Regions from separate parts of the Homo sapiens genome. Here region 1 is linked to region 2. Evidence: chromatin loops called from intact Hi-C (ENCODE). Cell type or tissue: CD14-positive monocyte. All regions are shown on one strand. Links, peaks and the distances in the headings refer to the core of each region. The heading gives the core; the rest is flanking DNA. Region 1 overlaps SMCHD1 (structural maintenance of chromosomes flexible hinge domain containing 1). Region 2 overlaps SMCHD1 (structural maintenance of chromosomes flexible hinge domain containing 1).

Evidence for each region. Peaks named below come from ENCODE experiments on the same cell type or tissue, not always from the same donor. Only the 100,000 strongest peaks of a DNase experiment are listed, where the experiment ranks them.
Region 1: it touches region 2 in a loop (1.8-fold over the local background); 8 of 110 quality-filtered maps call a loop at or near these places.

What each region holds. Positions count from the first base shown.
Region 1 is chr18:2,659,406-2,671,136 of GRCh38, forward strand. SMCHD1 (structural maintenance of chromosomes flexible hinge domain containing 1) reads left to right here. Exons shown (of 48, transcript NM_015295.3): 2 at 6,752-6,827; 3 at 7,465-7,626. Among named protein-coding and RNA genes, the nearest start is that of SMCHD1, 9.5 kb to the left of the region's middle. RefSeq lists a silencer at 1-259 and an enhancer at 3,663-3,712. In CD14-positive monocyte, for the core only: no CTCF peak of the experiment used is centred there; no DNase peak of the experiment used is centred there; H3K27ac peaks cover 2,685 bases.
Region 2 is chr18:2,708,845-2,720,575 of GRCh38, forward strand. SMCHD1 (structural maintenance of chromosomes flexible hinge domain containing 1) reads left to right here. Exons shown (of 48, transcript NM_015295.3): 18 at 9,314-9,391; 19 at 9,471-9,590. Among named protein-coding and RNA genes, the nearest start is that of SMCHD1, 59 kb to the left of the region's middle. RefSeq lists an enhancer at 7,895-8,395. In CD14-positive monocyte, for the core only: no CTCF peak of the experiment used is centred there; no DNase peak of the experiment used is centred there; H3K27ac peaks cover 1,885 bases.

The sequences.
Region 1 (11,731 bases), core at 1,521-9,520, 50 kb before region 2:
CCACGCCCAGCTCTAAATTGTTATTTGAATAAAGTTCACCTCATGGAAAAGGAGAGGGAAGAAATGGAAAGGACAAATCTGCAAGAAGCCCTTAGACCTCTGATAAGCAGCTGTTGACTCACCTGAGCCCTTGTGGCCTTGCAGAATCAACGATTAGAAGATGACTCATTTGGTTAGTTCTAAAATATGCCCAGATGTTAAGTCCCATGTGTGCATATCCCCCCACCACCAATTTGAAGAAATTGTCTACATTTTCCTTTGTGTGGCTCCAATGTTTTTTGTTGTGCGGCTATTCTAGGTGTTTTGTATTTTAATATAAGATGTGCTCATCAATTTCTACAATAAACTTGAGATTTTGAAAAAAAAAAAAAAAAAAAGCAGAAAACTATGGCTTAGCAAGTGCCATAGTAAGGTAACGAAATATAATGGAGCCACATTAAAAGCTGACTAGTTTGCAGAGTTTCAGAGCAGTGCTAATTAAGCTGTGTGCTTTCTGACTAATCCATGGATGAAAATTACCTGTTGTTCAGAGATAGTGAAAAAATAATTTTAAAAATAAAATTAACTGATCATTTTGGTAGGTAATCATTTTATGCACTGCAAGTCAGTTAGTCCTTAAATATTTAAGAGAAGTTGGGGACGGCATAGTGGCTTACACCTGTAATCCCAACACTTCGGGAGGCCAAGGCGGGCGGATCACCTGAGGTCAGGAGTTAGAGATCAGCTTGGCCAACATGGTGAAACCCCGTCTCTACTAAAAATACAAATATTAGCTGGATCTGGTGGCGGGTGCCTGTAATCCCAGCTACTCGAGAGGCTGAGGCAGGGAGAATTACTTGAACCCGGGAGTCGGAAGTTGCAGCGAGCTGAGAACGCACCGCTGCACTCTAGCCTGGGTGGCAGAGCGAGACTCTTGTCTCAAAAAACAAACAAACAATAATAAAATAAAATACTTAGAAAAATTGTGAATTCAAGAAATAATTTTTATAGATGAAGCAGGGAAAACAAAAAGATAGTTTATGTGTCTTAATTAAATAATAATAAATTTATAGATTAAAAATCCATGGTTTTTTTTTTTTTTTTTTTGATGGGAGTTTCACTCTTGTCACCCAGGCTGGAGTGCAGTGGCGCAATCTTGGCTCACTGCAACCTCCGCCTCCCAAGTTCCAGCGATTCTCCTGCTTCAGCCTTCCAAATAGCTGGGATTACAGGCACCAGCCGTCATGCCCGGCTAATTTTTGTATTTTTAGTAGAGATGGGATTTTACCATGTTGGCCAGGGTGGTCTGGAACTCCTGACCTCAGGTGATCGATCTACCCACCTCGGCCTCCAAAAGTGCTGGGATTACAGGCATGCGCCACCATGCCCCCTGGAAAATCCATGGATATTTAATATGGATGAAAAATCCATGGATATTTCATATGGATTTTTGATGTGGATTAAAAACCATGGATTTTTAATATGGATTAATTTTAAAGTTTATTGCAGCACTATTTACAATAGTAAAGACGTGGGACCAACACAAATGCCTATTGATGATCAACTGGATAAAGATAATGTGGCACATATACACCATGGAATACTATGCAGCCATAAAAAAGAATGAGATCATGTCCTTTGCAGGGACGTGGATGAAGCTGGAAGCCATCATTCTCAGCAAACTAACACAGGAACAGAAAACCAAACACTGCATGTTCTCACTCATAAGTGGGAGTTGAACAATGAGAACACATGAACATAGGGCGGGGAACATCACACACAGGGACCTGTTGTAGGGTAAGAGGCAAGGAGAGGGAGAGAATTAGGACAAATACCTAATGCATGTGGGGCTTAAATCCTAGATGACAGGTTGATAGGTGTGGCAAACCACCATGGCACATGTATATCTATGTAACAAACCTGCATGTTCTGCACATGTATCCAGGAACTTAAAAAAAAAAAAAGATAGTTTGTGTGTCTTAATTGAATAATAGTAGATTTATAGATTAAAAATCTATGGGTTTTTAATATGGATTAGAAATCTGTGGGTTTTTAATATGGATTAGAAATCTGTGGGTTTTTAATATGGATTAGAAATCTGTGGGTTTTTAATATGGATTAAAAAACATCTGTGGGTTTTTAATATGGATTAAACATCTGTGGGTTTTTAATATGGATTAAACATCTGGGTTTTTAATATGGATTAAACATCTGTGGGTTTTTAATATGGGTTAAAAATCAAAAGAAAATGAACTATTTGCTCCAGTGCAGGAAAATACAGGCAATACTGGATACAATTAGATGGTCAGGAGCGATAACCCGGTTGCCATTGTTTGAAGAAGAGAATAAGGTGCTAGCATTCCTATCCGTAGATAATTTGACAGCTAGGAAATAGGGGGAGTCTTCTATGTAGTTAGTGAAGGCTAAATGAACTATTATATGCAGTTATCGTAGAAGAGTACTCAAAAAAATCTGTAAAAAATAAAGAAAGGCCGGGCGCGGTGGCTCACGCCTGTAATCCCAGCACTTTGGGAGGCCGAGGCGGGTGGATCATGAGGTCAGGAGATCGAGACCATCCTGGCTAACAAGGTGAAACCCCCGTCTCTACTAAAAAAATACAAAAAATTAGCCGGGCGCGGTGGCAGGCGCCTGTAGTCCCAGCTACTCGGGAGGCTGAGGCAGGAGAATGGCGTGAACCCGGGAAGCGGAGCTTGCAGTGAGCCGAGATTGCGCCACTGCAGTCCGCAGTCCGGCCTGGGCGACAGAGCGAGACTCCGTCTCAAAAAAAAAAAAATAAAATAAATAAATAAATAAATAAAGAAAGAAAGAAAGAAAGAAAGAAAAAATAATAGACTTATGTGGGATTATATGGAATAATTAGATATGTTTAGGTGAACATAGATCTTAAAAAAATCATTTGCACATAGTTTTTCAGTAACTACAGGATGCATAATTACATGATTTAACAAGTGGGACATTGGCCAGGCCTGGTGGCTCACGCCTCTAATCCCAGCACTTTGGGAGGCCAAGGCAGGGAGATCATCTGAGGTCAGGAGTTTGAGACCAGCTGGCCAACGTGGTGAAACTCTGTCTCTACTAAAAATGCAAAAATTAGCCAGGTGTGGTGGCACACGCCTGTAGTCCCAGCTGCTTGGGAGGCAGAGGCAGGAGAATGGTGTGAACCCGGGCGGCGGAGCTTGCAGTGAGCTGAGATCGTGCCATTGCACTCCAGCCTGCACAACAGAGCAAGACTCCATCTCAACAACAATAACAACAAAAAACCAAAAAAAAAAAAAAAAAAAAAAAGGGACATCATAGAAATAAAAAAGTAGTAATGAATTAAAAAATACACGACTGTCATGGTTATATGAAACCTAATAAAAATCTATAAGGTCATTTTTGTCTCTGTTAAACAAATAGAATCTTCCCAGTCAGTTTATGTTCATGGCTTTATTTCTCTAGGGTGGAATTGCATGGAATATGAGTATCTTTTAAGTTTACTAAAGTATGCCAAATTAATTACTTTCTTTATGTTTGACTTTTTTTCAGTCATATCAGCAGTGTGTAAGGTACCTATTTCTCTGTACAGAGGCCTACACTTGATGGGCTCAGAATTTAACATTTTTGCCTACCTGATGAGAATAAGTTATATTAATTTCACTGATAACTAGTGATGTTGATCTTTTTATGTTGTCTGGTCTTTTTCTTTATGACTTGTGCTATTTGCATCTTTTGAGACAGAGTCTCACTCAAAAGTCACCCAAGCTAGAGTGCAGTAGTGTGTGATCACGGCTCACTGCAGCCTCGGCTTCCCAGGCTCAGGGGATCGTCCAACCTCAGCCTCTTGAGTGGTTGTGACTACACGTGTGCACCACCATGCCCAGCTATTTTTTTTTTTTCCATTTTTTGTAGAGATGGGGTTTTACCACATTGCCCAGGCTGGTCTTGAACTCCTGAGTTCAAGCAATCCGCCCACCTTGGCCTCCCAGAGTGCTGGGATTACAGCTGTGAACCACTGTGCCTGGCCCACTGTTTGTACCTTTTCAGAAATCCCTTTATGCTCACTCAAAATTATTTCCCTATGTGTTCTTTTACAATTTTGGGCTAATGTACAACTGCTTTAATTCTCCTGGAATTTATTTTTGTCTAAGTTAAGGTGTGGATTTTATCTGTTTCCATGTTGAGATAACTAGTTGTCTTAATATCATTCATTGGATAGTTTATTCTTTCCCCACCAATTTGTAATGTCACCTCTCTTGTTTGCTAGGCTCTGCATCCATATATATGTGGACCTGTCTAAGGGCCCTCTATTCTCTTCCACTGGTCTATTCCAGGAATTTTTTTTTTTAAGACGGAGTCTCGCTCTGTCGCCCAGGCTGGAGTGCAGTGGCGCGATCTCACCTTACTGCCAGCTCCACCTCCCGGGTTCACGCCATTCTCCTGCCTCAGCCTCCCGAGTAGTTGGGACTACAGGCGCCTGCCACCACGCCTGGCTAATTTTTTTGTACTTTTAGTAGAGACGGGGTTTCACCGTGTTAGCCAGGATGGTCTCGATCTCCTGCCCTCGTGATCCACCCTCCTCAGCCTCCCAAAGTGCTGGGATTACAGGTTTGAGCCACCGCGCCCGGCCTATTCCAGGATATTTTAAAGTAGAAATTTTCTTATGAAAACCTTCAGACACAAAGAGAGAATCATGTTATGAACCCCAGTGTACTCATCCAGATTCAAGTTAATAGGAATTTACCACACTAGGATCATTTTTGTTTTTGTAATGTATTTAAGGCATATTCTAGGTCTTAGGTCATTTCACCCCATATACTTCAGCCTGAATATGTATTATCAAACCATTAAAATAAAGCATTTTTAATATTGTCTAATGTCCCTGTCCATATTGAGTTCTCTGAATGTTTAAAAGTATCTTTTTATAGTTGGTTTGTTTAAATCAGGATCTGACATAGTCCTCACATTAAATTTGTTTTTTTTTTGTTTCCTAATTATTTTCAATTTAAAGCATTTGAGCAAATTCCTCCTCCACCAGTCTCTTTAGTTTTCCTGCAGTTGACCTCTTGAAGAAATCAACTAGGTCTTTAATATTCCACATTATGGATTTGTTTGTGCTCTTTTTTGGTGTTACTTAATTTGTTTTATCTCCGTATGTATTCTGTAAACTAAAAGTTAGCTTTAAAGGCTTGATTTGATTTAGGTTCAACTTCTTTGGGGTCAGGAGGCAAAGAATGCTTTGTAGGTAGTACTGATACTTCATATGGCATTACACTGGGAGGCACGTGATGTGTGGGTGTTTCACCCACTCATAGCAATGCTAACATTAAAATCTTGGGATTCACGTGATTTCAGCAGGATTCCTCCATAAGGAAGTTTTGATCTGACTTGCCATTCCTCCTGTGTTTATTAGCTGGAATTCTTTAAGGAACAACTTTGCCTCATCAGCCAGAGCTATTTTGGTTATCCTGAAGTACCATTGATACAAGAAAAGCAGTGTAAATAATTTGTTCTTTCCCTTTAATTTGTCAGTGTTCAGAGTGACAAGTTGGTGCCCTAGCTCATCCCAGTGGTGAGCAATAATGGTTTTTATTAATATCATTTTTGAAGATTTGAGTATCACTAGTCTAGATTTTTTAGATGTTTTCAATAAGAATGTTAATCTTTAGACTAGTCCATTACTACCCGAAACAGAAGCCTTTTCTCTTAACTATATATTGCTGTATTGTTTCATTTTAGACAGAGCATGTATGTTTTAATTCTAATGTAAATGAAAATGTTAACCACTTTTCTAATTCTCATTTTTTGATTAATGTGATTTTACAGTTCATGTGTTCATTGGTCATTTGTATTTTCTCCTTTTCATTTTTTTGTGTTTTTACTTTTTCTCTTTGTTGATCCTTGTCACCCTTTTGTTTCTTGTTGCAATTTCCCTCTAATTTTTTTTTTTCTTTGAGACGGAGTCTCATTCTGTTGCTCAGGCTGGAGTGCAGTGGTGTGATCTTGGCTCACTGCAACCTCCGCCTCCCCAGTTCAAGTGATTCTCCTGCCTTGGCCTCCTGAGTAGCTGGGATTACAGGTGTGCGCCACCACACCTGGCTAATTTTTGTATTTTTAGTAGAGACAGGGTTTCACCATGTTGGTCGGGCTGGTCTTGAACTCCTGACCTTGTGATCCGACGGCCTCAGCCTCCCAAAGTGCTGGGATGACAGGCATGAGCTACCATGCCTGGCCAGTTTCCCTCTAATTTATAATTTGCTTTAATTTTTAAAGTTATTCGTTTGAATGGACCTGTATGTCTTACAAAGCATGGCTGTTCTTCCCTCCGTGCTATAAAATGCTAACTTCTGTTTTCTTCTATTTTGTTTTTGCATACTTAAATATCTAGTCTATATGAACATGAGTTATGTTAAAGCTTTGTTCCAAATAAGTTGATAACTTGTACGTTAGTATGAAATACTATGTCTTTTGTCTGGGTGGGTCCTGCTGATGATGTTAAAATGCTTTTAAAACGTTCCACCTAATCACTAGTGTTCCTAGGTTGCTTATAGTAGCAGAAAAAATGACCTTGTTAAGTAAGTAATTTATATAGATTTATGCACTATTAATTATGCAAAGGCAAAATTTAGATATACTGAGTTTTGTATTTCCTAGATAAGTGTAGTGGTTACAGAATTATAATGTACTATCAATATTTTCATATTTTTATAAATTTGAATAATACATTTATTTCCTTTGTGTAATAAGTGATTTTATTTCTTATTTTGGATAGACACTTGGCATTTCACCTGAAGAAAAATTTGTTATTACAACAACAAGTAGGAAAGAAATTACCTGTGATAATTTTGGTAGGTAAACAGTGTTACTAAGTTGATGCTTTTATATTTAATAAGGTTTAGTACATATATAGCAATAACTTTTATTAGATATGCATCTAAATCTGTTGATGACTTTTGTTAATTTGTTGGGATGAGGGAGGAAACTGGCTGCATGTGCATAGTCTGCACAGAGGTTATATTTTTCAAGCTTGATTATAGAAAAATAGTTGATATCAGTTATGGCTACAGAAGATGATTCTGCCTAGCACAAATCTTCTGAAGCTAATTTTGCTAACCAACTTGGATTATTCCATTATCTTTTTTTAACCTAATTAGTTTTCCAAGACCTGCTGGTTTTTCATGCCTGATTCCATCTGAATTTAACCATTCTCCATTCATGTTGACACTACGCTATTTTAGATTCTCGTCTGATTTCCTGTGATAGTTTAACTTATTAAGAATTGAGTGTTTCAAATGAATGGAAGGAAGTATTTGTGCTTGTTTCATTAATATCCTTAACATGACTTTGCTTACAGGTAGATGATTGGGGGTTTTTCTTTACCATCATTAAAGATATTTCATAGATAGAATTTGTATATTCACAATTATAAGTTCATTGAGTTTCTGATGCTGACCTAGCACTTATGATTTTCACTCTTGATTACAGATGAAACTGTTAAAGATGGAGTCACCTTATACCTGCTACAGTCGGTCAATCAGTTACTACTGACAGCTACGAAAGAACGAATTGACTTCTTACCTCACTATGACACACTGGTTAAAAGTGGCATGTATGAATATTATGCCAGTGAAGGACAAAATCCTTTGCGTAAGTATCCCATTCATACTAATTTTGATAAATTATTACCTGCCTTTATCCCCTGATTACGTATCCCATTCCTTCACTTTTTGTAAATCTTCTTATTACACTTTATTAGAAGACCACTCATTTTCTTTCTTACTCAAATTCATCACGGTATTATTATGTCTTCTACCTGTGTCATCTTCAGTGAAAAAAAACTCTCCTTTAAAGCTAACCTACTAGTAGAACTTTTCTTTTCAACTCATAAGGGGTCTTGACCTATACAGCTTTCCATCGCCTGTATACTCTCTTCTCCTGATTTCCTAGCCTCCCATAGACCTTTCCCAATTAAGAAAATACTTGTTTTACTTTGCAAATACATATAGCTAGGTTGCGTAAGTAAGAAGTTTGTGTTCATATTTCCATGTCTTTATCATTTCTTTCTACCTTTACTACTTGCTAGTTTCTGTCCTTTCTCTGGACCATTTGCTAGTGATCTTTACAAATCAATTAGTTTACTGAATCCTCTCTTTCAGGACTTGCCAAAGTGTCTAATACTACTTACATGTTCATCGTAAACTTTTGTATTAAAATTATTTTTTTCTCATTATATGTGTATTTGCAGGAAATTAGAAAACATAGATAAGCAAATAGAACATAAAGAATATCTCTACTACCCAGACATAACCACCACTAACACTTTGGTGTTTATCATTTCAGACCTTTTCATATTATTTGATTTTTAATGGTTTTATATGGTGCATACTTCTTTAACCTACATTTTGTTTAAAAATAAAGTGAACATCTTTTAATATATATGTCTCTGTATATTTTGATAATATTTAGGTAATATAATTTATTTGAACAGTATTCTTTTTCTTTTTTTGTTTTTTGAGACAGAGTCTCTCTCTGTCACCCTGGCTGGAGTGCAGTGGTGTGATCTTGGCTCACTGCAACCTCTGCCTCCTAAGTTCAAGTGATTCTCCTGCCTCTGCCTCCCGAGTAGTTGGGATTACAGGCAGGCACCACCACGCCTGGCTAATTTTTGTATTTTTAGTAGAGACGGAGTTTCACCATGTTGACCAGGCTGGTCTTGAACTCCTGACCTCAAGTGATCCTCCCGCCTCGGCCTCCCAAAGTGCTGGGATTACAGGTATAAGCCACCATGCCCGGTCTGAACAGTGTTCTTCTATTAGACATTTAGGTTGTTTTTAATTGTGTTATGGTTACAAATGACTCTGAATGTTCTTGTGACTAAATCTGTGTGTGCTTTCTTAATGTAACACTACCACTGCTGTCATTACTATTGGCTACAGTGCCAGGCATTGTACCAAGTACTTATGAGCGTTGTCTCATTTACTCCTTAATCCTGTGTGGTAGCTAATGTTAGGAAATAATATAGGTAAAGATCCTGTTTTGCAGAATTAACTGGGGCTAAGAGATTTTAGGTGACTTGCTACACTACTAGTGAGTAGTGGAGCCAGCATTTAAACTTTAGGAGAGTGACTTCAGAGCTTGAATATATAACTAGTATATTTATTACCTCTCATGTTGTTCTTTTTGTACAAAAAAGCTCTTCTCCCATCTTAAAAACACTAAAGTCTTACTTCCTTCACTGGCTACTGCCTAAAATTTTTTGATCCTGTTTATAGCAAAACTCCTCCAGAGAGTTGAATGCATTCGCTATTAGCAGTCCTTCTCTTCCTCCCATTGTTTCTTACTCTGACCAGACGTTTTCGCCTACCACTCTACTGTACCCACGCTCTTATGGTCACCAACAGCTAAATCCAGTGATAAATTTTTAATTTTCAGTTCTAATTTTTCTTGACGTGTTACTTGACATTGTTTTGTCACTTCTTCCTTTTTGATATACTTTTTTCACTTGACTTTCGAGGGTCCATATTCTTGATTTTTTTCCTTTTTGCAGTAACGTGACCATAGCACACTGTAGCCTCGAACTCCTAAGCTTAAACAATCCCCCTGCCTCAGTCTCCTGAATGACTAGGACTACAAGTGCATACCACCATGCCCAGCTAATTAAAAAAAAAAAAAAAATTGTAGCTGGATGCAGTAGCTCATACCTGTAATCCCAGCACTTTGAGAGTCTGAGGCAGGAAGATCACTTGAGACCAGGACTTTAGGACCGGCCTGGGGGACATGATATGACCCCATCTTTACAAAAAAATACAGGAATTATTTGGACATTTTGGTGCATGCCTTGTTTAGCTACTTGGGAGGCAGAGGCAGGGGGATTGCTTGAGTGAGCCAAGGAATTCGAGGCTATAGTGAGCTATGACTGCACCCCTGCACTTCAGTCTGGGCAACAGAGTGAGCCTCTCTCTCTAAAAAATAAAAATAAAAATAAAATTTTCTTTGTAGAGATGGAGTCTCACTATGTTGCCCAGGCTGGTCTTGAATTGCTGGCCTCAAATTATTCTCCTGCCTTGGTCTCTCAAAGCCGTGGGATTATAAGCACCTTGATTTTCTTCTTACCTCACTGCCTGCCCTTTCTTCTCTCCCCACCTTATTAATATTGAAGTGCCTTAGGGCTTAGTTCTTGCCCTTTATGTTGTATCTTACTTCCTCACTTGGTGATCAGGTCCTATCTCATGGTTCTAAATAACATCATTACAGAAGTGACTCTCACAAGGAAGAGGTAGGAAATGGTCATTTTTAGTTAAATATTGAAAATGGTGCCGGGTTTATCTCTTGAAGTCCAGTTTTATCCATCCAGCTGCCCATGTGGCATCTCCTCTAGGATGTCTAAAATGGGAACCCTCATCTGCTCACTGAATTTTATACCACACATAGTTCCCCCTATCTGAATTGATTATTACTGTGTCCTTCCTGCTGCACAGGCCAAAAATCAAATTGATACTTGTATTTCTCATACCTCTCATACCTCTTAATCTGACAGAAAATCCTTTGGGTCCTATTCTCAATGTTTTATCTTAAAATGACCATTTCTCACCATTTCTATTGCTACCACCTGGTCTGGAGGCACCATTGTATCACCCAGATTACACTAACTAGTAGTTACTGGTACCTGTCTTTTCATCCCTGTCCATAAAAGGTTTGAGAAATTGGATTGTGTCACTCGCTGCTGAAAACACCCATGGCTCCCCATTTCACTAAGAGTAAACACCAAAGTCGTTACAGTTGCCTGCAGGGACTTACTAGCTCTGCTTTGTACTTCTCTGACTTTGTTTCTACTACCTTTCTTACTTTTTCACTCCCCTTCACTGCCATCCATATTCTCAGCTTAGGGCCCTCTGCTTGGAATGCTTTTCCTCCAGTTAGCCCTGCACTCATTTCTTCACTTCCTCCAAGTCTTGGTTATCTGTTGTGTTCTCAACAAAACTTAGTCTATTTAATTGCAACTGTATTCCTTCTGTGTCTTTACTGTTACTTGATTTCATTTCTCTGCTGTTTCTTTTTTCTCTATTGCACAAACCATCTTCTAACATGCTATAGAATTTATTTATTATGATTATATTTTCTTTCCCATATTCCTCCATTAGAATGTTAAATCCCTAAGAACAGAACCTTCATCTGCTTTATTCAGTTCCTAGAACAATGCCTGGCACATAGGTGCTTAAATATTTTAAAATTGAGTGAATCTGGCTGGGCTCACGCCTGTAATCCCAGCACTTTGGGAAGCCCCGGCGGGCAGATTACTTGAGGTCAGGAGTTCGAGACCATCCTGGCCAACATGGTGAAACCCCGTCTCTACTAAAAGTACAAAAATTGGCCAGGCGTGGAGGTGGGTGCCTGTAATTCCAACTACTCGAGAGGCTGAGGCAGGAGAATCGCTTGAACCTGGGAGGCGGAGCTTGTAGTGAGCTGAGATCATGCCACTGCCACTCCAGCCTGGGCACCAGAGGGAGACTGCATCTAAAAAAAAAAAAAAAGAAAATTGAGTGAATCTTTTAATTCTTTTTTTTTTTTTTTGAGATGGAGTTTGGCTTGTTGCCCAGGCTGGAGTGCAATGGCGTGATCTCGGCTCACCGCAACCTCCGCCTCCTGGGTTCAAGCAATTCCCCTGCCTCAGCCTCCCAAGTAGCTGGGATTACAGGCGTGCACCACCACACCTGGCTAATTTTGTATTTTTAGTAGAGATGGGGTTTCTCCA
Region 2 (11,731 bases), core at 2,141-10,140:
CTGCTTCTATTTTCAATAACTTCATATATATATATATATATATATATATATATATATATATATAACATATTAACATGAAATTTATGAAGTGGCATTAAGTACATTCATATTGTTGTGCAACCATTACCACTATCCATGTAAAGCATTTTTTCATCATTTCAAACTGAAACTCTATAGTAATAACTCTTCATCACTCCTTTCTCCCTGCCCTGGTAACTACTTTTTAACTTTCTGTCTCTGAATTTGACTATTTTAGGTACCTCATAAAAATGGAATTATATTTGTCCTTTGTGTCTGGCCTGTTTCGCTTAGCATAGTGTGTCAGAATTCCCATTCCTTCTTAAGGTTGAATAATATTCCCTTGTGTGTGTATATATGTGTATATGTGTATATATATATATATATACACACACACATGTATACACATACACCATATTTTGTTTATCCATTTGTTTGATGGATACTCAGGTTACTTTCACCTGTTGTCTATCGTGAAGAATGCTCCTGTGAACATCAGTGTACAAATAGTTCTTTGAGTCTCCGCTTTGGTTCCTTTTAGATACATTCCCAAAAGTGGACTTGCTGGGTCATATTATTATTTAATTTATTGAGAAACTGCCGTACTGTTTTCCACAGTGGTTGCCTCATTGTACATTCCAGTTTCTCCATGTCACCCCCACTTGTTATTTCCTGTGGGTTTTTTTGTGGGGGACGGATAATAGCCATCCTAACAGATATGAAGTGGTATCTTACTGTGGTTTTTTCCCCCCTTTTTCCTACTAAAGATAATTGTGGTTTTGATTTGCATTTCCCCAATATTCAGTGATTTTGGCCATCTTTTTATGGGCTAATTGCCATCTGTATATCTTCTTTGGACAAAGGTCTATTCAGGTCCTTTGGCCATTTTTAAATTTTGTTGTTGAGTTGTAAGAGTTCTTTATAATCCTGGATATTAATCCCTTATCAGATAAATGATTTACAGATATTTTCTTCCACTCTGTGGGTTGCTTTTTCACTTTGTCAATGGTGACTGTGATGCACAAAACTTTTTAATTTTGACAAACAATTAGTTTCTTTTTTCTTTTGTTGGCTGTGCTTTTGGTGTCTTATCCAAGAGATTGTTACTAAATTCAGTGTTACGAAGCTTTTCCTGAATGTTTTTTCCTTACAAATTTTATAGCTTTAGCTCTGTTGTTATTACTTTGATCCATCTGACCTTGACTTTTGCATATGGTTAACTTCTTTTTATATGGAAAACTTCTTTTGCCTGTAGATATCCAGTTTTTCCAGCACCATTTGTCAAAGACTATACTTTCTCTATTGAATTGTTTTGGCCCACTTGTTGAAAGTCAGTTGACCACATATGTGAGAATTTATTTCTGGGCTCCCTGTTCCCTAGGTCTATATGTCTGTTCATATGCCCATGCTGCACTGTTTTTGTTTACTGTAGCTTTGTAAGTTTTAAAATGAGGAGGTGTGAGTCCTCCAACTTTATTCTTGTTTTTTAAGATTGTTTTGGCTATTTGGGTCCATGGAGATTCCCTATGAATGTAGGATGCGTTTTTCTATTTCTGCAGAAAACACCATTGCGATCCTGGTAGGGATTACACTGAATATGCAGATCACTTTGAGTATTATTTTTACCTTAGCAATTGTAAGTCATTCAATCCGTGAACATGATTTTGTATCTGCAACTTTGCTGAGTTTATTAGCTATACCAGGGTTTTTTTTATGGATTATTTAGGTTTTTTCATATATGAACATGTCATTTATGAACGGAAATAACTTATTCTTTTCCAAAGTGGATGCCTTTTATTTCTTTTTCTTACCTAATTGGTCTGGCTAGGACTTAAAATACTATGTTGAATAGAAGTAACCAAAATGAGAATCTTGTCCTGTTCCTGATGTTAGAGGAAAAGCTTTTAAGTCTTTAACAGTTGAGTACATGCGATGTTAACTGCGGGTCTTATATAAGGCCTTTATCATGTTGAAGAAGTTTCTTTCTATTCCTTGTGTAGTGTTTTTATCATGAAAGAGTATTGTTTTCCCAAATGTTTTCTCTGCATCAGTCCAGATAATTATGTAGGTTTATTCTCTCAAAGTGATGTATTGCGTTGATTGGTTGTTTTTTGTTTTTTGGGGTTTTTTTTGAGACGGGTTCTCACTCTGTCACCCAGGCTGGAATGATGCGGCACAGTCGTGGCTTACTGCAGCCTCAAACTCCTGGGCTCAAGTGGTCCTCCCACGTCAGCCTCCTGAGTAGCTAGGACTACAGACATGCTCATTGCACCCAGCTAATTTTTTTTTTTCTTTTTATCAATGGATGAGAGTTTTTTAAAAATATTGACGAGGTTGGCCTCGAACGCGTAGCCTCACCTCCTTATGCACCAGGACAACTGCCCTGAGCCACCATGGCTCCCTTTTTTTTTTTTTGTGGTGGAGACAGGGTCTCCTATGCTGCCCAGGCTAGTCTCAAACTCATGGCCTCAAATGACCTCTTGCCTCAGTCTCCCAAAGTGTTAGGATTACAGGCATGAGCCACTGCACGTAGCCTTGTTTGTTTTTTATTTGTTGAGCCATGCTTGCATTCCAAGAGTAAATCTCACTTGGTTGTTATGTATAGTTTGGATGTTTGTCTTTTTTTTTTTTTTTTTTTGAGACGGAGTCTCGCTCTGTCGCCCAGGCTGGAGTGCAGTGGCGGGATCTCGGCTCACTGCAAGCTCCGCCTCCCGGGTTCACGCCATTCTCCTGCCTCAGCCTCCCAAGTAGCTGGGACTACAGGCGCCCGCCACTACGCCCGGCTAATTTTTTGTATTTTTAGTAGAGACGGGGTTTCACCGTTTTAGCCGGGATGGTCTCGATCTCCTGACCTCGTGATCCGCCCGCCTCGGCCTCCCAAAGTGCTGGGATTACAGGCGTGAGCCACCGCGCCCGGCCTGGATGTTTGTCTTGATCCCCGGTGTTGGAGGTGGGACCTAATGGGAGGTTTTGGAGTCATAGGTGCACATCTCTCATGAAGGGCTTATTGTGTGAGTTCTTGCTCTATTATTTCCCATGAGAGCTGGTTGTTAAAAAGAACCTGGCACCTCCCTCACCCCTCTTTTGCCATATGATCTCTGCATACACTGGCTCCCCTTCACCTTCCACCATGAGTGGAAGCAGCCTGAGGCTTTCACCAGATGCCCAGTCTTCCAGCCAGCAGAACTGTGAACCAAATAAACATCCTTTTCTTATAAATTATTCAGCCTCAGGTATTCCTTTACAACAACACTATATAGACTAAGGTGAGTTCTTTTAAAATTGTGCTGAATTTGGCTTGCTAGCATATTGTTGAGAATTTTTGCATCAATATTCATAAGGGATTTTGGTCTGTAGTTTTCTTTTTCCTTTTTTTTTTTTTTGATGTCTGTGTCTGACTTTGGTATCAGATAATGTTGACCTCAAAGAATGAATGAGTTAGGAAGTGTTCTCTCCTCTTTAAGTTTTTGGAAGAGTTTGAAAAGGATTGGTGTTTCCATTTATTTCTTAATCCTCTGTAACCAATCTATCACCAAGTATCACACTAAAGTACAGTTGACCGTTGAAAAACATGGGTTTGAACTGTGCAGGTCCACTTATATGTGGCCATTTGTGAATCAAATGCAGATTGAAAATACGTTTTTGCGGGATTTGAAACCCACATAAACAGAGGCCAACTTTTCATATACACAGGTTCTGCAGGGCCAACCACAGGAGTTGTATGTGCAGATTTTGGTATACATGGGGATCCTGGAACCAATCTCCTGCATAAACCAAGGGACAACTGTATATCTTCGTTCTGCCCATTCAAGTCCGAGTCATCATGGTCTCTCATTCTAACCACGTAGTAGCTGCCTCAATGAAAAGTCCTCTTTCACTCTTGCACTGCTCCAGCTCATTTTCCTCATTTTACGCCAAAGTGATTTTTTTGAATTGCAAAACTGTGTATATCACTCACCTGTTTTATATTATTTCATCTTTAGTGGCCTAGGAAACTAGTCATAGCTCTGCAATACTCCACGCATGATCTGGCCCTTCCTCTCTCTCCAACTTGATCTCATCCTCACTTACCATACCTCTAACCACAACTGTTTTCTTTTGGTTCTTATCGAACCCCAGTTTTCCCAACTCTAGACCAAATTTTGTTCCTTAAATGTGTCTTTCCCCTCTAGGACAGGGGTGACAAACTATTTGGAAAGCGTCAGGTAGTAAATACTTAGGCTTTGAGAGCTGTATGAGCTGTTTCTTATGATTACGTAAGTCTGTTGTTGTAGATGAATGCAGCCATTGGCAGTCCAGTAGTTTGCCAGTCCCCTTGTTCTACAAGATTAAAAACTCCAGGAAAGCAATGATGTTTTCTTTACCCTTTTTCTAGTACTTTGTATATAGGAGGTAATTAATTAATATTTGTTGAATAAATACATCAAAAATCAGAAAGTTGCTTGGGTCTTTTTAGAGAACTTCTCGTGGTGATTTGCTGTCTGATTTATAATTGCACCCTTTTTTTAAAGCAAATATTGAGAAGATGTTTCTAGAACATGTTTCTTTCTCTATTGGTACAAGTTGAGAAATCCAGCAGTAAAAGGCAAATATAGGCATGCTTTCTTTAAGATACATCATAAACTGGTCTGGCCAACATGGTGAAACCCCGTCTCTACTAAGAAGTAAAAAAATTAGCCAGGTGTGGTGATGTGCGCCTGTAATTTCAGCTACTCGGGAGGCTGAGGCAGGAGAATCACTTGAACCTGGGAGGCAGAGGCTGCAATGAGCTGAGATTGCACCACTGCACTCCAGCCTGGCAACAGAGTGACACTCCATCTCAAAATATATATATGTATTTTAAATTTTCATATCAATTTTATCATTGACATAAAGATTATTTAAGAGTAAGCTGTTTGATCCAAGTATTTTATAGTTTTGAGAGTTTCTCTTGGAATTGATTTCTAGTTTTATTCCACTATGGTCCAAGAAGTTACTTGATATGATTCTGATTTTTCAAAATTTGTTGAGATTTGTTTTGTGGCCTAATGTATGGCCTTTCTTCAAGAATGTTCCATTTGCTGATGAGAAGAATGTATATTCCGCAGAATAATGTATACTCTGCATATTGTTGGGTAGAATGTTGTGTAAATGTTTGCTTAGGTCCATTTGGTCTAAAGGCCAGTTTAAATCCAATGTTCCTTTGTTGCAACGTTTTCTATCTCCATGATCCATCTAGTGCTATCAGTAGGGTGTTGAATCCATTATTATTGTATTGCTTTCTATGTCTTCTTAGGCCTAGTAATACTTGTTTTATGAATCTAGGCACTGGTATTTGGTACATATATATTTAGAATTGTTATATCTTCATGTTGAATTGATTCCTTTAACATTATATAATTTTTTTAACTGTTGTTGATTTATAGTCTATTTTATTTGATATCAGCTACTCTTGCTCACTTTTGGTTTCTGTTTGCATGGAATAGCTGTTTCCACACCTTTACCTTCAGTCTATAATTGTCTTTATGAGTAATATGAGTTTATTGTGAGTAGCATTTAGTTGGTTCATTTAAAAAATCCATTACTGTCAGTCTATATCTTTTAGGTAGAACATTAATTGATTTACATTCAAGGTTAGTATTTATATGTGAAGTTTTGCTCTTGTCATAATGTTGTTATCTAGTTGCTTTGTAGATCCTTTCTTTTTTTCCCTCCTTTCTGTCTTTGTGGTTTGGTGGGATTCTGTTGTGCTGCTATTTGATTTTTTTCTCTTCCTACCTTGTATAATTGTTTTATAATACCTGTGAATTTTATACTCTCATGTGTTTTTATGATGGCTAGTATTGACCATTTGTTTCCATGTTTAGAACTCCTTTGACTGTTCCTTGTAGATCTGGTTTAGGGGTAGTGAATTTCTTCAGGATTTGCTTGTCTGGAAAAGACTATTTTGCCTCCATTTATGAAGCTTGTTCTAGCAGGACACAAGATTTGTGGTTGACAGTCCCCCCTGCCCCCTACCCCCAGCACTTTGAAAACAGAATCCTACAGAGGGAGCAGGACTGTAAAAAAAGAAAAAACAAAATGCCAGTCTCTACTAGCTTATAAGGTACCTGCTGTGAAATCTGCTGTTAGTCTAATGGATTTTCCTTTACTGGTGACTGGATGCTTTTTCTCTTGCTGATTTTAGGATATTTTCCTTCACATTGACTTTAGACAGTCTAATTTCTATATATTGTAGTGAGGCCTTTCTTGCAGTGTTTTTGCCTGGCATTCTTTGAGCCTCTTATTCTTTGGATGTGTAGATCTCTTGCTAGACAAGGGAAGTTTTCCTCAATTATTTCCTCAAATAGGTTTTCTAAAGTTTTTGCTTTTTCTTTTCCCTTGGGAATACCTGGGATTTGTTGGTTTGGCTGTTTTACATTGACCCATACTTCGAGAAGGCTTTGATCATTTTTTACAATTCTTTTTTCTTTATTTTGTCTGATTGATTAATTCAACAGATTTATCTTCACATTTTGAGATTCTCCTGCTTGGTCTAGTCCATTGTTTGCTTTCAACCATATCTTGTAATTCCTTCCATGAATTTTTTTATTACAGAAGTTCTTTTTTAAAAAAACAAAAAACTATGCCTTTGGTAAATTTCTCATTCATATCCTGAATTTCATTTTCTCACTACTTTATATTAGTTTTCAGCTATCTCCTGTATCTCATAGAGCTTCTTTAAAAATCAGTATTTTAGCTGGGCTTGGTGGCTGATGCCTATAATCCCAGGAGGCTGAAGTGGGAAGATAGCTTGATGCCAGGAGTTCAAGACCATCCTGGACAACACAGTGAGACACTCTCTAAAAAAATTTTTTTTTAATTTAAGAAGTGGGCATGGTAATATATACCTGTAGTCCCAGCAACTTAGGAGGCTGAGGTGGGAGGATCACTTGAGCCCATGAGACTGCAGTGAGCTATGATTGTGCCGCTGAAATTCACCCAGGGCAACAGAGCAAGACCACATCTCAAGAAAATAAAATAATCAGTATTTTGAATTTTTTATTTGATATTTCAAAGATTTCTTTTTGGTTAGGATCCATCGTTAGAGAATTACCATGTTGCTTTGGAACTGTCATAGCACCTTATTTTTTAATATTTTCTGTATTGTCCTGATTTCCTTTGTATCCGTAGTAGTAGTTGCTTATTTTTAGTTTTGAATTTACATTTGTTGGGGCAGGACTTATTTTTTCCTTGATGATGTGTCTATGATGTATGTTTAATAGATTCTTGTGGCTTTGCTTCTTGGGTGTATTCAGTGACATAGATTATCTATGATTTCCTTGTTTATAAATAGCCTTAGTGTGGTGGCTTTCTCCAGTGCTGGCTGTTGTAGTAATGTATCAGGCGGGTGAGCAGTCTCAGGGCCTCCTGTGTAGCTGCAGTGGTATGGACAATTGTGGTAGTAGAGGTGGTGCAGAGCTTGTCTCCTTCCTGAGCACTGCACAATTGTTTTAGCAGATGTTTTAATGGGCTGTGAAGGTTGGCCTCCTGTCCGGTATGTGGTGCTAGAAGGTAAGAGCTGGATGCAGCTGTTGTGGTAGCATTTATGGGTTACCTTTGTTAACCAGAAGTACTCTGATGTCCTAGATGATGGGCTGGACTGTGTAACTTCCAGGGGTCCCAGTCCTGTACTCTGCCCCTGAGGCAGGTAGGGAGGGCAAAGCTAGGCAGGGCTGGGCTGGAGAATCCTGCATTCTGGCCACCCCAACAGGGCACAAGCACCAGCCCTTGCAGGGGTTGCAAGGCAGTTCTCAGGCCCCGAAGGAATGCTCCAGGGAGGAGCAGAGCAACCACTGCCATGCCAAAGATCCAGCATGGGGAAAGTGGGGTCGCTAGGGCTCCACAACCTGGCAGGTGATAGTGGGACCCGGTTCTCTACAGTTTTGACCTGGTTGGATTCCCTCCTACCATCTGCTGCTGGCAGCAAGCTGAAACAGCCAGCCAAGTCACAGGCAGTCTGTCCTCAGATTGTGAATCTGTCTCAGGCTGCAAAACGTCCTGCCAGGGACAAAAACCAGGCTCCAGGCCATACCCCTCCCAGTCTGGCTCTGCAAAGCAGGGGCACCCAATTCTCATACCCATGGCTGGGGCCCATATTACACTTGCCTCTCAATTCTGGTTGTGGAGGCTGCTCTCCTCAATATTAGATCACAAATCTTAGTCTGGAGACTCTCCATACCAGTGAGTGCCACCTATGCTGGCTGGCAGGTTTCTGTGCAGCCCGCTGTGACTTAGGATCGGGAATGGCTGCCTTCTATTTGTACCACCCAGGTCTGGGAGTATGGGTGGAGCACTTCCCACTGTTCCCAATGCTCTCCAAGTCAGATCCAGTGCTTGGTAGGGCCAAGGAGCTCCCAGCTGGCTTCAGTTGCTCTCTTCCCTTCTCACACAGAGGATTCACTCCCAGTTTTTCATGGGACATGCAGTGCTGTTGCCCACTGTAGTGTTCAAAGTATCCAAAGTTTCTTTTGCTTTTTTTTTGAGACAAGGTCTTACTCTGTTGCCCAGACTGGTACCTTCATAGCTCGCTGTGGCCTTGACCTCCTGGGCTCAAGTAGTCCTCCCATCTCATCCTCTCAGGTAGCTGGGACTGCTTAGCCGGACCATGCCTGGCTAATTTTTAAATATTTGTAGAGACAAGCCATCACTATATGGCCCAGGCTGGTCTCAAATTCTTGGCCTCAGCCTTCCAAAGTGCTGCGATTACAGGCATGAGCCACCACGCTGGGCCTGTTATGCTTTTATGTTGAGCTCCTGTGTTCCTTCTTAGATAGAAGTTCACAGTGTGAATGCACTATTGTACTGTTTCCAAGTGGGTAAGGTTGACTGCTTTTCTCTCTCTTTCTCCCTCTTTTTGGTCTGTGTGGTCATGTTACCTACTTGATAAACATTTCGGATTTGTTCATGAATTGCCTTTTTAAAAATTTTGTTTTTTTTAATATTTACATTATATAATTCTAGAGTGGGCAATAAATAAGGAATTTTTTGGAGAGGTCATGTTATTTGTCTTCTGTTGTCTTCCTTTCTCTTTAAATAGTAATTTTAAATAAAGTGAAAGAGTTTATAAGACTTGAAATAAAGAGATTTTAATGAATTGAAGAGTTAACTATTATTATTGCTGTTCACTTTCATAGGATAGTGTTAGATCTTTTGAAGCTTCAAAGCAGGTTTTAAAATACAGCAAATAGGTATTTGGTGCCAATGTGACATTGCGTATTTCATGTTTTACGTTGAATTTCTCAAGACACTATTGTTTCTTTTTTCTTTTATTAAGCTTCAAGTGGAAATAAAGAGATTATTTCGCATATTAGTCAACATGGAGGAAAATGGCCTTACTGGTTTAAAAAAATGGGTGAGTTCTTATTCTGAATGTTAAAAAATACATTGGTATTGTGTTGACTTGATTTTTAATTTCTTCTTAATTTATCCAGAAAATATTCAGAAGTTGGGGAATTATACCTTGAAATTACAAGTTGTGTTGAATGAAAGTAATGCAGACACTTATGCAGGAAGACCACTACCATCTAAAGCAATTAAGTTTTCTGTTAAAGGTAAGCAAAACAGTAATATATAATTATATATGCTAAAGGTGGCATTTTAAATCCAAAGAGAAAAGAGAGATAAGCCATTAAAAGATGTTTGAACAATTGGGTAACCATCTCGATTTTATTTTATTTTCTTACTTACTTTGAGATGGGGTCTCATTCTGTCACCCAGGCTGGAGTGCAGTGGCACAATCTCGGCTCACTGCAACCTCCGCTTCCTGGGTTCAAGTGATTTTCCTGCCTCAGCCTCCCGAGTAGCTGGGATTACAGGCGCCCGCCACCACACCTGGCTTTTTGTATTTTTAGTAAAGACAAAGTTTCGCCATGTTGACTAGGCTGGTCTCGATCTCATAACTTCTGATGATCTACCTGCCTCAGCCTCCCAAAGTGCTGGGATTACAGATGTGAGCCACCGTGCCCGGCCCATTTTGATTTTCAAATAGCTTTGTAAGTCTACTCGATAATCATATTCCTTCTGAATTTTGAAGACATTGTTTTCTACTTTTCATTGTTGCTGGTAAAGTCTAAAGCTGTCCTGATTCCTGACCCTGGGCATATTGCCCCTCCTCCCCCAAAACGTTCTCTGTTCCCCAGTCCTCAAGTTTTAGGGGAATCCCAGTTTCTGAAATATTCAATTGTATGATTTAGCATAGGCCTGTTTTTATCTAGTATCATCCAGCCATGTACCTCGTATACCCTTTCAGTCTGGAAATCCCTGTTTTATTTTCTAGGAATTTTTCTTGAATCACTTTGATTTTCTATTTTCTTTTTCTCTCCTTTTCTTTTCTGTTCCTTTCCTTTCTTTTCTTTTCTTTTCCTCTCTCCTCTCCTCTCCTCTCTCCTCTCTCCCCTCTCCCCTCTCCCCTCTTTTCTTTTCTTTTCAATGGAGTCTCACACTGTTGGCCAGGCTGGAATACAGTGCAGTGGCATGATCTTGGCTGGCTGCAACCTCTGCCTCCCAGGTTCAAGCGATTCTTCTTGCCTCAGCCTCCCAAGTAGCTGAGATTACAGGTGCCCACCACCACACCTGGCTAATTTATTTGTATTTTTAGTAGAGATGGTGTTTCACTATGTTGGCCAGGCTGGTCTCGAACTTCTGACCTCATGATCTGCCCTCCTTGGCTTCCCAAAGTGTTGGGGTTACAGGTGTGAGCCACTGCACCTGGCCTTTTTTCTTTTTTGGAGATAGTGTCTTCCTCTGTTGCCCAGGCTGGAGTGCAGTGGTGTGACTGCAGTTCACTGCACCTAATTTTTTTTTTTTTGGGAGATGGAGTTTTGCTCTTGTTGCCCAGGCTGGAGTGCAATGGTGTGATCTCGGCTCACTGCAACCTCTGACTCCCAGTTTCAAGCGATTCTTCTGCCTCAGCCTCCCGGGTAGCTGGGATTACAGGCGTATGCCACCACGCCCGGCTAATTTTGTATTTTCAGTAGAGATGGGGTTTCTTCATGTTGGTGAGGCTGGTCTTGAACTTCTGACCTCAGGTCATCCGCCAGCCTCGGCCTCCCAAAGTGCTGGGATTACAGATGTTAGCCACCGCACGTGGCCCTGTCTAATTTTTAAAAAACATTTTTTTGTAGAGACAGGGTCTTGCTATGTTATGTTGCCCATTTCGGCCTCAAACACCTGGCCTCAAGCCATCTTCCTGCCTCGGCCTCCCAAAGTGCTGGGATTACAGGCTTGAGCCACTGTGCCCAACCTGTTCTTTCTTTCTAAAATATCTAATGTTAGGATGTTGGATTTCAGGATTGGTATATTATTTTTGTTTTTCCTACTTTCCATCTCTTGGTTTTGTTTTTACTACCTTATTGGAGATTTTCTTAACAGCTTGATGTTCTATGCTTTCTATTTTTTCCTTTTTGCTACCATTTTTAGTTTCTAAAATCTCTTTTAAAATAATCTTGTTAAACAATTCCTTAAGCATTCTCTTCCTACTTCATGAATTCAGTATCTTTATTCTCTGAGGATATTAATAATAGTGGGGGTTTTTCTTACAGCGTTTTTCCTGATTCATAGTTTGTTTCCTCCATGTTGTTTTTTTATTAGATATTCTGTTATATAATTAGTGATTTGCTAACATTGAAGAATAGGGCACTTGAAAATTTCCTTGGGGTAATTATGATATGAGAATTTTTAGGTCTTGTCTCTT